2 separate regions of the Mus musculus genome follow, and region 2 is linked to region 1. A link is a contact called in ENCODE Hi-C or POLR2A ChIA-PET data. All regions are on one chromosome and are shown on one strand. Each heading gives the region's core, a stretch centred on a gene start or an enhancer-like site at or near the end of the contact. The rest is flanking DNA. Distances are from core to core; before and after follow the strand shown.

Region 1 (6,171 bases), core at 3,298-5,797:
TAATACTCAAAAGGCTTTGTATTTTACAACATTTCAGATTTTGGATAATCAGGAAAATTTATGGTAGAACTCCGGGGGAGGAAAAACATCTTACTTCTGTGTAGTTTACCTCATGGTAATACCAATTACTTTCCATAGACATACAAAGCACCTTGTGTATTACACAGAAATAGGAAAGAGGTGTCACTATTCAGACAGGATTCCAGACAAGATCCAGACAATCAAGCCAAAGAACAGAGCAAGAGTAACACACACACACACACATACCACAATAGAAACCAAAGACTATTAAAGATGAGTAAAGACCAGAATTCAATAAAGAAGTTCCCACTAAGACTCAAGAGGGTCAAGCTATGAAGTAAAACAGGTTTGACAGCACAAAATACGGTCCTGACTTTTAGCCCCACACATATAACCAGGGAACCCTGTTAGACATGCAGACGCTTAGCCTCACACTTCAGAAGAAGTGCTGAGTGGGGTCAAATGTACTTTAACTAGGAAGTAAAGAGGCTTGTTAATATTTGATGTCCTCTGAGCTGAAGGATCAGGATATCAAACCATGTAGGAAAGAAGCTAAAGAAAGATGGCTTACATATTGGTTCAGTCAAGAAAACAAAAGGCATCCAATGAGTTAGTGTTGATGAGGACAGGAAGTTGGAACTGGTCAGACAGCCTAGGAACAGGAACCTTAATCCTTGTTCTTGGCCAGAAATGTACTTGATTCTCTTCTGGTGGAGTCCGTTTTTCCTAATTGTGTTTCCCACTGGCTTTCTTTCCCTTTTACACAAGTTAAGTGAGCTCCACTGCCAGGGAGCTAAACGGAGATGTAACCAAAAGAGGCACCTGGAAACAAGGTGGGACTGACTGGACTGACTGCCCCTCCCCCGTTGTCTCTCCAGAGCTTCTTCCCTATGTTCTAAGAAAACCTGGAGTCCAGTCCTTGTCAGTGCCCATTGTTTGGGACCCAATCTTCCTACACAGGGCCTCTCCTTCCTTCTTTTTCTTGAGATTCCACCTATAAAACCATCTTCCCGTCTAAACTCTGTAAAATGCATCCTTCCACTTTGAGACAAAGGACCTAAATGGCACTGCCTAGGGTAGCTCTGGTGGTCCTTGAGTTCATTTTTCCAGCACCTTAGCTCTGTGGACTACAAATACCTGTGCAAGAAAGCCTCCATTGATCCAGTGACTACTGCACTTTCTGTAAGAGTTTAAACTACAGTTGAGTTTATGGGGGAATAGTCACTGTGGCTAAAATCTCAATCTCTTAAATAAGGACTGGGTATTGTTTCAGGGGGCTGCTCAATTGCCTCCCTTCCCCAGTCAGAACAGATAGATCCAGATGAAACGACAGCATATTACCCAGAAAAAAGATATGAAAATTTGAAGGCCCATTTAGGGATTTTCAGGGGTTTTGTCCTTATTAGTCAAAAGGTAAATGTGACAGTATAATTGTTACATTTTTCTCTGCCAACACTGTCACGTACACAATCAAACAATTAAAATGCCCTGAACGGGCTGGAAAGTGGCTCAGTGGTTGAGGGCACTTATTCCTGTTCCAGGAGACCTGGGTTAGTTCGGAGCATCTGCACCCACAGAGAGGTTCACAGCCAGCTAGAAATCCATTTTTCAAGGTATCCGATACAGCAGGAACACATGCAGTGTACATATATACATGCAGGCAAAATACACACATAAACTAAAAACCTGTTTTTTAGAATGTCCTTGAAACTGGTATTTAAGTTGCAAGCTTATGGCTATTGCTCTTCTTTTATTCTATAAACCATTTTAAAACTATTCCAAACACTGTGATCTTCAATTGCTGTAATCTGTGTAGGCTCTTACATAAACCCCCCTTTCTCAAGACTACAAAGTGCCCACAGATTTTGTATCTCTTATAAGGAAGGGCCCACTCTGGTTCTGGGAAAATTGGCTCTTGCTATGCCCTTATAGGACCAGAAGGATGACAGGGATCTCTAAGCTTTCATCTCTGAACAATGCAATCTTCAAATTCCATCACCATGAATATGGTTTCAACATCTGAATCTGGGTGATGTAAGCACATGCAGTCTGCAACATACATATTCCGATCCACAGCTCAAATCAGTGCATAACTATTAAGGTTTTAATAAAGACTTTTCCTTTACAAAAGAATTACCTCTGGGTTAAACAGTTAGCTTTCAACCAGTTCAAATTTTAGAACGTCCTTGGGAAAAGATCTTGCTCAAAATTCAGGAACATATGTATTAATGTGCTGACTTGACATTAGTAATCAATTTTTAATTGTGAAATGGGTGGTCCAGTCTCTCAGAACACCAGGCTAGGAACAACACTGAATTCTAGCCCTGGTTGTATGAAAAAAAATGATATGAATTTATTTGAGCCATTTAATCTCTGAGTCGTCTTCTGTAAGTCAAAGAAATTATATATTGAGCATCTTTACTGTGCTATTATTTAATAGTTCAGAAGTATGAAATAAGAGAAATAGACTTGGATATGTTCTGTTATTATAGAAACAATATGATTGTTGGTTATATATAATTTATAATGTAAACATTTTGATTTACAGAATTTGCACAGGCATATGTGTTTCAGGAAAATACACATCACAGTATTCACCTACAAAATTTGGTAATATCAGCTCATCGTAAATGTTTCCTGTTATCCTGGAATGGATTCTGAGGGGAATGGTTAGCAGAAAAACCTGTGGTATCTTAGTAAAATGTATGGATTTAAGTATCACACAAATATCAATTTCTAAGTCATGAAAAATGCACCCAAATACAAAATGGGCAAGTTATTTGAAGAATTCAGATAAATTCTCTATTATCTTTCTAAATTTTCTGTAAATCTGAAATTATTCAGAAACAAATGTTTGCAAGTAGAATGATTACATGCAGCGTTAGGATGCAGCTCAGCACAGACAGAGACAAGAAGACAAGAGACAGCTAACACCAGGGTTGAGAACGAATAGGAGTGGACATGACAGGCATTGAGCCATACTAGTAGTATTAGTATTTTACTTTTTTTAAATCTTTTTTTTTTTTTTTTTTTTTTTTAACAGTCCAGTCCCCCTCCAGGTCTGCCCTCTGGCAGTTCCTCATCCCATTCCTCCTCCTCCTCCTCCTCCTTTTCCCTCTTCGAGAGGATGCCCCTCCCCCACCCTTCCCCACCAGACCTCCTCACTCCCTGGGGCCTCAAGTCTCTCACTCAGACCAGACCTGGCAGTCCTCTGCTGTACATGTGTCAAGGGCCTCAAGCTAGTGTATGCTGCCTGGTTGGGAGCCACATTTTTTTTTTTTTTTTCAATCAAGCCATACAACAGGGACAGATAGTTTTTAAGTTAGAAAAGTTTCCCTTAAATCCATGGTCTCCTTGGACTAAGGAAATAAAAATTTATTTTCCCTAATAGCAGTAACAGATACAGAAAAAGTCAAGACACAAAGCTAGTAAAAAATATAAAAACATGCTTTAACATACAGCAAAGTTCCTCTGCCCGGAGAAGCTACTGTGTTCTCACTGATAATGCTGTGACTCTTTCATACAACTTCTCGTGCTGTGGTGACCACCAACCCTAAAATCATTTTTGTGATTTCAAGACAATTTTGAAGTAAAACCTGTTATACTTTACAGAACGCTGCCCTATGTCTATAATCAAACACGGATTTTTAAAATTGGGCTAGTGTTTCGTCAAACACATCACCAGTTAGAAAGATTCTTAATAGCTGGGCGTGGTGGCACACACTTAATCCCAGCACTTGGGAGGAAGAGGCAGAGGCAGGCAGATTTCTGAGTTCGAGGCCAGCCTGGTCTACAGAGTGAGCTCCAGGACAGCCAGGGCTGCACAAAGAAACCCTGTCTCGAAAAAAAACAACAACAAAGATTCTTAATTGTACTGTGTGTACACAATTGTTTTCTAAAAATGGTAAAATGAGAATGAATGAAAAAAAAGAATTAGATGAGAAATCGGCAATCAGAGAACTGGTAATATGAGTTACTGGCTGTATGTCTTTGATCATATCATTTGAGTTCCTTGTTTTTCCTCCCTTAAAATGAAAGTGCCAAATTTTACAGCTCTTTTTAGTCACTTGACTACAGAGATCAGTAATAGATGTTCAAAACAATTTAAATGGAATCTTTAAGTGGAATCCCAGCCTGGAAATGTCCTCTTTTTGTTGTTGTTGTTCAGAAAAGCGATCTCCTCAAGGCACTGTAACAGTTCTGGATTTGCAAGGCAACAGCATCTGGTAGCTGTCGAGCCCCCTGGAGCGGTACGCTCTCACAGCCGGAAGTGACGCGTTTTGGTTCCGCGTTTGCCCTCAGCGCTCAGCAGCCTTCACGTAGGCACTCCCCTCACCTGCAAGGAAGCGCGCCCCGTTGCCCCGCCCCAACCGGAAGTCAGGTGTCCCAGGGGCTGACTGGAAACCCTGTCCTGGGCGTACTTTTCCCCAGCTCCTCCCCCTGGTGACGTCGCCGCCCGCCCCTTGACCCTCGCGGCCCCGCCCCCTCGCCTGCCTCCCCGCCTCGCTGCAGTCAGTCTGTCGGAAGGCGATGGAGCGGTCCGAGCCGTTGGCTGTGCTTTCCTGTGAAGAGGCGTCCTGCTCCTCCTGGGGAGCCTGCGGGTGAGAGGCCTGGCCCGGGGCAGGCTGGGCGGGAAGGAGCGGAGGAACGCCGACGCGGGCTCCGTTCTCGCGTTCCGGCGGCTCGGAGCGCGCGGAGGCCACGGGGCCGCGCGGAGCCACAGGGAGCTAGCGAGGTGGCGAACGAGCGAGCGAGCCGGCGGGCGGTGGGTGTGGCGGCGTGGGCGCTGCCCTCGCTGCTCCAGCTCCGCTCCTCTGAGGAGACCGGCTCTTCCCGGGTCGGGTCCAGCATCCTTCCCTCAGGTCACTACTTCTGAGCGGCCAGTCATTCAGGAGAGGGTTGTGGCCCCTGTTGCTTGGCACACTTCCTTCAGCGCCACGGAGCACTATCCTCCTCCAGCCGTGCTCCTTAGGAAAACTGTTCTTGAGAGCTCAAGTCAGGATGAATCCGTTGCAGTGTGGACACCCCGAGAATCCTCTCTGTTTACTACGGGGGTGTTGGAGCGCGGGGCGGGGCCCAAGGTTCCTAGGATTATTTCCCGCTGAGGATCTTGGAGTTTTTCTTTCTCAGCCTGCAAAAATTCCGGGGTTGGGGTCCTGGTATACTCTCTCCAGTGTTTGCGTTAGTTCTCTTTTGGTCATCTTACAGTTAAGAAAGCCCCGCTTGTATCCTACCCAGTATATGACTATTACATACCAAATATAGAAGTGATGGATTTCTTACGTTACTAGCTTTACATTGCACATTGAGACATATACTTCAAGGACTGGATGGAAGTATTGTCTGCCCTGGCCAATGCTGCCAAAATCGACTTAAGAAATATTATTGAATACAAATATCTGCCCCTTAGTTGCTCTTACAGATGATTTGTTATTGTTGTTGTTGTTGTTGTTGTTGTTATTATTATTATTATTATTATTATATTGATTCTGAGGCTGGCTCCAAGTTTGCCAAAGATGGCTTCCTCCCTCCTCGTCTGAATTTCTGAGATTACAAGTATGTGCAATCAGGCGTGACTGTTTTTGAACATATTCTCGAAACAATCATTGAGACAGAGCTTTTTAAGTGTTGGCCATAGCCATTAAGCGGCTGAGCATAACCCCGTTCTCATTTTTAGTCAGAACTTTAATCCACCTAAGTCATTGTGTGTAACATAGAATAGCAAGTGCAATAAAGTGTGTAAAATAGAAACAAAATGATAGGATACTACAGGTTTATATATAGTTTTAGTATATGTTGTGTGAATATGCTGACTTTATTATATGAGGTGCTTACAGTGCAGTTAGTGTCTGGTTGCTCTAAAAATCTCAACAGCAAGCACTGCACATAGCAACAGTTAGTGAAATTAACTTCAACACATTTTAAAACTCTAAGGAAGATGATACCTAAGAAAACATACATTTTGTATGGAAGGACCTTGTCTAAGGGTTTCTATTCTTTTTTGGTTTTTCGAGACAGGGTTTCTCTGAATAGCCCTGGCTGTCCTGGAGCTCACTTTGTAGACCAGGCTGGCCTCCAACTCAGAAATCCGCCTGCCTCTGCCTCCCGAGTGCTGGGACTAAAGGCGTGCGCCACCACGCCCGGCTAAGG
Region 2 (6,445 bases), core at 767-3,266, 2.4 Mb before region 1:
AACAAACAACCCCCCCCCCATGACTGTCAAAGGTTTTCATTGTCTCCACATGAAAACTTATATAAAAGTGTTAAAGTGTTAATTTCATTAACACTGCACAACTAGGTGGGGAAACTTTCTAGGCTAATGTGCTAAAATATTACACAGTTTTTTTACCCTCCAATTACAATTCTTAGTAGGACTTTAATGGATGAATAAAGTAGCAACCCCGGGCTGGAGACAGCTCACTTGTATGAGTGCTTGGTTAGTTATGCACAGGCTCCAGGTTCAAGTTCTCAGCACCCAGTACAAAAGACCAACCAACAAAGCCCAAAGCAGCAACCCCTAATTCCCTGCTGACAACAAATTTTAAACTTAAAGAAAAAAAAATAGGTATTACAAACACAATCACTTTACTTCAAAACACTTTTTATTGACCTAAAATAATTGCCAAAAGCTAGGCCAAAGAGCAACTTTACTTAAGCTTAATGCTCTTCTTAACTCCAGCACGAATGCCAGAGAGTTCACCACTGTACCGCTGTTCTTCTCTGCGAACTTCACGAACCTGGCCTCGTCGTCGGATTTTGGCTTTTCTGAACTTTTCCCTATGTTTCACTCTGGGATTTCTATCAATCTTCTTTCTCCTGGGTGTAAGTCCCCTATTTTTAGCAATCTGGTAGGTAATGGCTCTCTTTGCATTTTGTTCTTCGAGAGCCTGTTCTTCAGCACTGTTTTCTTCCTTCTTTCTCTTCAACTCTTGCCTGTCTTCCATTTCCTTATAGTACTTGAGAGCAGCCCCATCAAAATCAGGCTCATCAGTCAGGGCAACAGCAGCAGCCTGCTTTACAGACTTGGGCTTGGTTTTGGTTAATTTTGCTTTTGGAGTCATTTCTTTCTTTACAGCACCATCCTTGGCTGTGAGGAGGTGACGGATTTCAGAGGACAGTTTCTGATCCACAACCGACAGCTTGTTGATCAGATTTCTGTAGGTAACAAGCCTTTCTATAACAGGATGTCCATGTGCAGGGACTCTCCGGGCTTTTAAGATCAAATAAAAGCTAATGTTGGCGCAATAGTTCAAGTAGAGATTATACTTAGTCTTCAGGTATTCGCTTCCTCTTCCAGTTGGAATGACCCCTTTCTCCACCAACTGTAACAAGGGTTCTAACTCATCCTTCACCTCTGTCAACTTGGCTTGGAGGTCTTCTATGAGCTCTAAGAGCTCTGGTGATTCTTTCTTCAACATTTTCAGCTTCTCTTTTACCGAGACTTTAGCCAAATCCTTCACAACCCTTGTCTCAGCTTCGTCTACCTGGGGCACCGGCTTTGCAAAGGCCTCCACCCAAGCGACTCCAAAATCATCCTCTTGCAGGGCTTGGGCCAAGCGCCGCTGAATTATCTGTGCCTCCTCCTCTTCTTCTCTTTCCTCCTCTTCTACTTCTTGCTGACTCTGACGGCCTCGGGATTTGGAACCATAGTCCGTATCGTAATAAAGCTTTTTTCTCTGACCCCAGGACAAGCTAGGGTCCACAGAGGCCTCAGCCTCACTCTGCACGGAGCTTCCGCCGTCATCATCCTCTCCAACCTCCTCCTCCTCCGAACTCTCTCCATCTTCGTCATCTCCATCATCAATATCTAGAGGTAGCACCTCTTCCTCCTCATCGCCATCCTCCTCCCCACTCTCGACTTCGTTCCAGCCCTTGGCCAGGACTGCCCGAGATCGCGCTTCATGGAACTCATCTACCTGGTCTTGGTAGTAGCTGGAGTCCCCTGGAGAGGGCGGCAACCCCAAGTCGTCCTCATTTTCGTCCGTGGCGGTGAGACCTGCCTGGGCCCGCACGGCGGCCCACTGAGCCGCTCCACGCCGCCGTGATTTCTTCACCATGGCTCACCAGCGGTCCCGGGTTCCCAAGCGACGCCGCGATTTCCGCCACTTCTGACCTCCGCCCAGAATGATGCCGGCAAGCGGAGGCTTTCAGCACCAGCACGCTCCGCGAACCCAAGTCGGTGACCACCGGAGCAGAGAGTCTGGGAAAGGCCTGTTTCCTTCCGCTCCCAGGGTGCTCTCCGCGCAGCGCGCGCGCCTAAACTTCCGCTCCCCCCCCCCCCCCCAGCGTAATCCCGCCGCCGTGTCTTTTTAAAAACCAGTCGGTTCCGGCGAATGAAAACTTCCGGGTAGGAACGCTAGGCCAAGGATATTTCCGTTCCGCGGATCCTTTTGTGGCTACTTCCGAGCTCTCTCTCTCTCTGGTGACTTCCGGCGTGAAGCCGGAATCCCGCCAGGGACGCCGCGAGACAGCCCGCGGCCGACAGAGGGCGCGGGGCATCTACGTTCCCACGCGTCGGCAGGGCGCCCACTGGGCCACGCTAGATAGTTGCCCAGCTCACGGTTTCGTGTTCTCCGTTTGCCAGAGTGGAAGTTAGTCAGGGTTTTGTTTGTGTTTTGTTTAGTTTTGTTTTTTGTCTGTCTTGACTTCTGAAGCCGGGACTCGCCATGTTGTCAGCCTCAGCCTCCCGGATTGGTGCTTTTCTCTGTTTTTGCCTGGGAGTTGCTACCGTAGGCGCCGCGTTTCCGGGCCCCGCGCGGCGAGTCTCTGCTTTTAGGCGACCCGAGAGAGGACTTCGGGGTTTTTTGGGGACGATGTAACCGGGAAGAGTAAAAGACGCGCGGTGTCCTTCTACTGGAATAGCTTCGCTTTTCTAGACGTTCTGGAAAACTGTGAGGCTGTCAGCCGCGGACAGCCTCCTATGTATAGAATTGGGTTGCAACATTTAATGATTATTCATTGTTGTGTTCTTCAACATTGATCAAGCACCAAACTTCCGTGGCAGCGTTTTAGGCAGAGATGGGGGGGGGGAGGGGAGGGGAGAATAAAGGAAGGAAATGAGCAAAATAGATTTAACAAGGGAGGGAGGGGAGAGGAGAGAGGAGAATGAAGGAAGGAAATGAGCAAAATAGATTTAACAAGGGAGGGGAGGAGAAGAGAAAGAAGAGGGAGAGGGGAGAGAGGGAGAAGGGGAGAAGAAGTGGGGAGGAGGAAAGAGGAGGGAAGAGGAAGAAGAGGAAAAGGAAAAGAGATAAAGGCCAAAATAGGAGACCTTGTGGTTTAGGAGGGCGCACGGGTACACCAAACAGAAAACTCAGTCAAATGGGAGAAGTGACATATGGGTCTAAGAGAATCGAACTGGTGTCAAGCTTAGTAGACAGGGCTACCACCTAAGCTATCTCAAATGTATGACCTTTTATGTCAGCTTCCTTATTTAAAAGGATATACAAAGTCGTGATTATGCATACCACATGGGGTCTTGTCTTTTTTTTCTTTTTTTTTTTTTTCCATTTTTTATTAGGTATTTAGCTCATTTACATTTCCAATGCTATACCAAAAGTCCCCCTTACCCACCCACCCCCACTCCCCTACCCACCCACTCCCCCCCTTTGGCCCTGGCGTTCCCCTGTACCGGGGCACACAAAGTCTGCGTGTCCAATGGGCCTCTCTTTCCAGTGATGGCCGACTAGGCCATCTTTTGATACATATGCAGCTAGAGTCAAGAGCTCAGGGGTACTGGTTAGTTCATAATGTTGTTCCACCTATAGGGTTGAAGATCCCTTTAGCTCCTTGGGTACTTTCTCTAGCTCCTCCATTGGGAGCCCTGTGAACCATCCATTAGCTGACTGTGAGCATCCACTTCTGTGTTTGCTAGGCCCCGGCATAGTCTCACAAGAGACAGCTACATCTGGGTCCTTTCGATAAAATCTTGCTAGTATATGCAATGGTGTCAGCGTTTGGATGCTGATTATGGGGTGGATCCCTGGATATGGCAGTCTCTACATGGTCCATCCTTTCATCTCAGCTCCAAACTTTGTTTCTGTAACTCCTTCCATGGGTGTTTTGTTCCCACTTCTAAGGAGGGGCATAGTGTCCACACTTCAGTCTTCATTTTTCTTGAGTTTCATGTGTTTAGGAAATTGTATCTTATATCGTGGGTATCCTAGGTTTTGGGCTAGTATCCACTTATCAGTGAGTACATATTGTGTGAGTTCCTTTGTGATTGTGTTACCTCACTCAGGATGATGCTCTCCAGGTCCATCCATTTGGCTAGGAATTTCATAAATTCATTCTTTTTAATAGCTGAGTAGTACTCCATTGTGTAGATGTACCACATTTTCTGTATCCATTCCTCTGTTGAGGGGCATCTGGGTTCTTTCCAGTTTCTGGCTATTATAAATAAGGCTGCTATGAACATAGTGGAGCATGTGTCCTTCTTACCAGTTGGGGCTTCTTCTGGATATATGCCCAGGAGAGGTATTGCTGGATCCTCCGGTAGTACTATGTCCAATTTTCTGAGGAACCGCCAGACTGATTTCCAGAGTGGTTGTACAAGCCTGCAATCCCACCAACAATGGAGGAGTGTTCCTCTTTCTCCACATCCTCGCCAGCATCTGCTGTCACCTGAATTTTTGATCTTAGCCATTCTCACTGGTGTGAGGTGGAATCTCAGGGTTGTTTTGATTTGCATTTCCCTGATGATTAAGGATGTTGAACATTTTTTCAGGTGCTTCTCTGCCATTCGGTATTCCTCAGGTGAGAATTCTTTGTTCAGTTCTGAGCCCCATTTTTTAAGGGGGTTATTTGATTTTCTGAAGTCCACCTTCTTGAGTTCTTTATATATGTTGGATATTAGTCCCCTATCTGATTTAGGATAGGTAAAGATCCTTTCCCAGTCTGTTGGTGGTCTTTTTGTCTTATAGACAGTGTCTTTTGCCTTGCAGAAACTTTGGAGTTTCATTAGGTCCCATTTGTCAATTCTCGATCTTACAGCACAAGCCATTGCTGTTCTGTTCAGGAATTTTTCCCCTGTGCCCATATCTTCAAGGCTTTTCCCCACTTTCTCCTCTATAAGTTTCAGTGTCTCTGATTTTATGTGAAGTTCCTTGATCCACTTAGATTTGACCTTAGTACAAGGAGATAAGTATGGATCGATTCGCATTCTTCTACATGATAACAACCAGTTGTGCCAGCACCAATTGTTGAAAATGCTGTCTTTCTTCCACTGGATGGTTTTGGCTCCCTTGTCGAAGATCAAGTGACCATAGGTGTGTGGGTTCATTTCTGGGTCTTCAATTCTATTCCATTGGTCCACTTGTCTGTCTCTATACCAGTACCATGCAGTTTTTATCACAATTGCTCTGTAGTAAAGCTTTAGGTCAGGCATGGTGATTCCACCAGAGGTTCTTTTATCCTTGAGAAGAGTTTTTGCTATCCTCGGTTTTTTGTTATTCCAGATGAATTTGCAAATTGCTCCTTCTAATTCGTTGAAGAATTGAGTTGGAATTTTAATGGGGATTGCATTGAATCTGTAGATTGCTTTTGGCAAGATAGCCATTTTTACAATGTTGGTCCTGCCAATCCATGAGCATGGGAGATCTTTCCATCTTCTGAGATCTTCTTTAATTTCTTTCTTCAGGGACTTGAAGTTTTTATCATACAGATCTTTCACTTCCTTCGTTAGAGTCACGCCGAGATATTTTATATTATTTGTGGCTATTGAGAAGGGTGTTGTTTCCCTAATTTCTTTCTCAGCCTGTTTATTCTTTGTGTAGAGAAAGGCCATTGACTTGTTTGAGTTAATTTTATATCCAGCTACTTCACCGAAGCTGTTTATCAGGTTTAGGAGTTCTCTGTTGGAATTTTTAGGGTCACTTATATATACTATCATATCATCTGCAAAAAGTGATATTTTGACTTCCTCTTTTCCAATTTGTATCCCCTTGATCTCCTTTTGTTGTCGAATTGCTCTGGCTAATACTTCAAGTACTATGTTGAAAAGGTAGGGAGAAAGTGGGCAGCCTTGTCTAGTCCCTGATTTTAGTGGGATTGCTTCCAGCTTCTCTCCATTTACTTTGATGTTGGCTACTGGTTTGCTGTATATTGCTTTTATCATGTTTAGGTATTGGCCTTGAATTCCTGATCTTTCCAGAACTTTTATCATGAATGGGTGTTGGATCTTGTCAAATGCTTTTTCTGCATCTAACGAGATGATCATGTGGTTTTTGTCTTTGAGTTTGTTTATATAATGGATTACATTGATGGATTTTCGTATATTAAACCATCCCTGCATCCCTGGAATAAAACCTACTTGGTCAGGATGGATGATTGCTTTAATGTGTTCTTGGATTCGGTTAGCGAGAATTTTATTAAGGATTTTTGCATCGATGTTCATAAGAGAAATTGGTCTGAAGTTCTCTATCTTTGTTGGATCTTTCTGTGGTTTAGGTATCAGAGTAATAGTGGCTTCATAAAATGAGTTGGGTAGAATACCTTCTACTTCTATCTTGTGAAAAAGTTTGTGCAGAACTGGAGTTAGATCTTCTTTGAAGGTCTGATAGAACTCTGCACTAAACCCGTCTGGTCCTGGGCTTTTTTTGGCTGGGAGACTATTAATAACTGCTTCTATTTCTTTAGGG

The links. A loop is a pair of places that touch in the nucleus more often than their neighbours do. ChIA-PET counts read pairs that join two places held with the same protein, here RNA polymerase II (POLR2A).
Region 2: a map of left cerebral cortex shows a loop between it and region 1 (11-fold over the local background). The contact joins the promoter of Utp3 here to the promoter of Uba6 in region 1. A Hi-C loop is called at or near these places in 4 of 37 maps with a recorded cell type or tissue (T-helper 17 cell, adrenal gland, left cerebral cortex and 1 more). POLR2A ChIA-PET finds 5 or more read pairs at or near these places in 1 of 5 experiments (embryonic stem cell).

What each region holds. Positions count from the first base shown.
Region 1 is chr5:86,171,119-86,177,289 of GRCm38, reverse strand. Uba6 (ubiquitin-like modifier activating enzyme 6) reads left to right here and starts at 4,547. Exons shown (of 33, transcript NM_172712.2): 1 at 4,547-4,622. The coding sequence starts at 4,552.
Region 2 is chr5:88,550,033-88,556,477 of GRCm38, reverse strand. It overlaps Utp3 (UTP3 small subunit processome component), which reads right to left and starts at 2,016. Exons shown (of 1, transcript NM_023054.2): 1 at 388-2,016. The coding sequence starts at 1,864. The coding sequence ends at 455.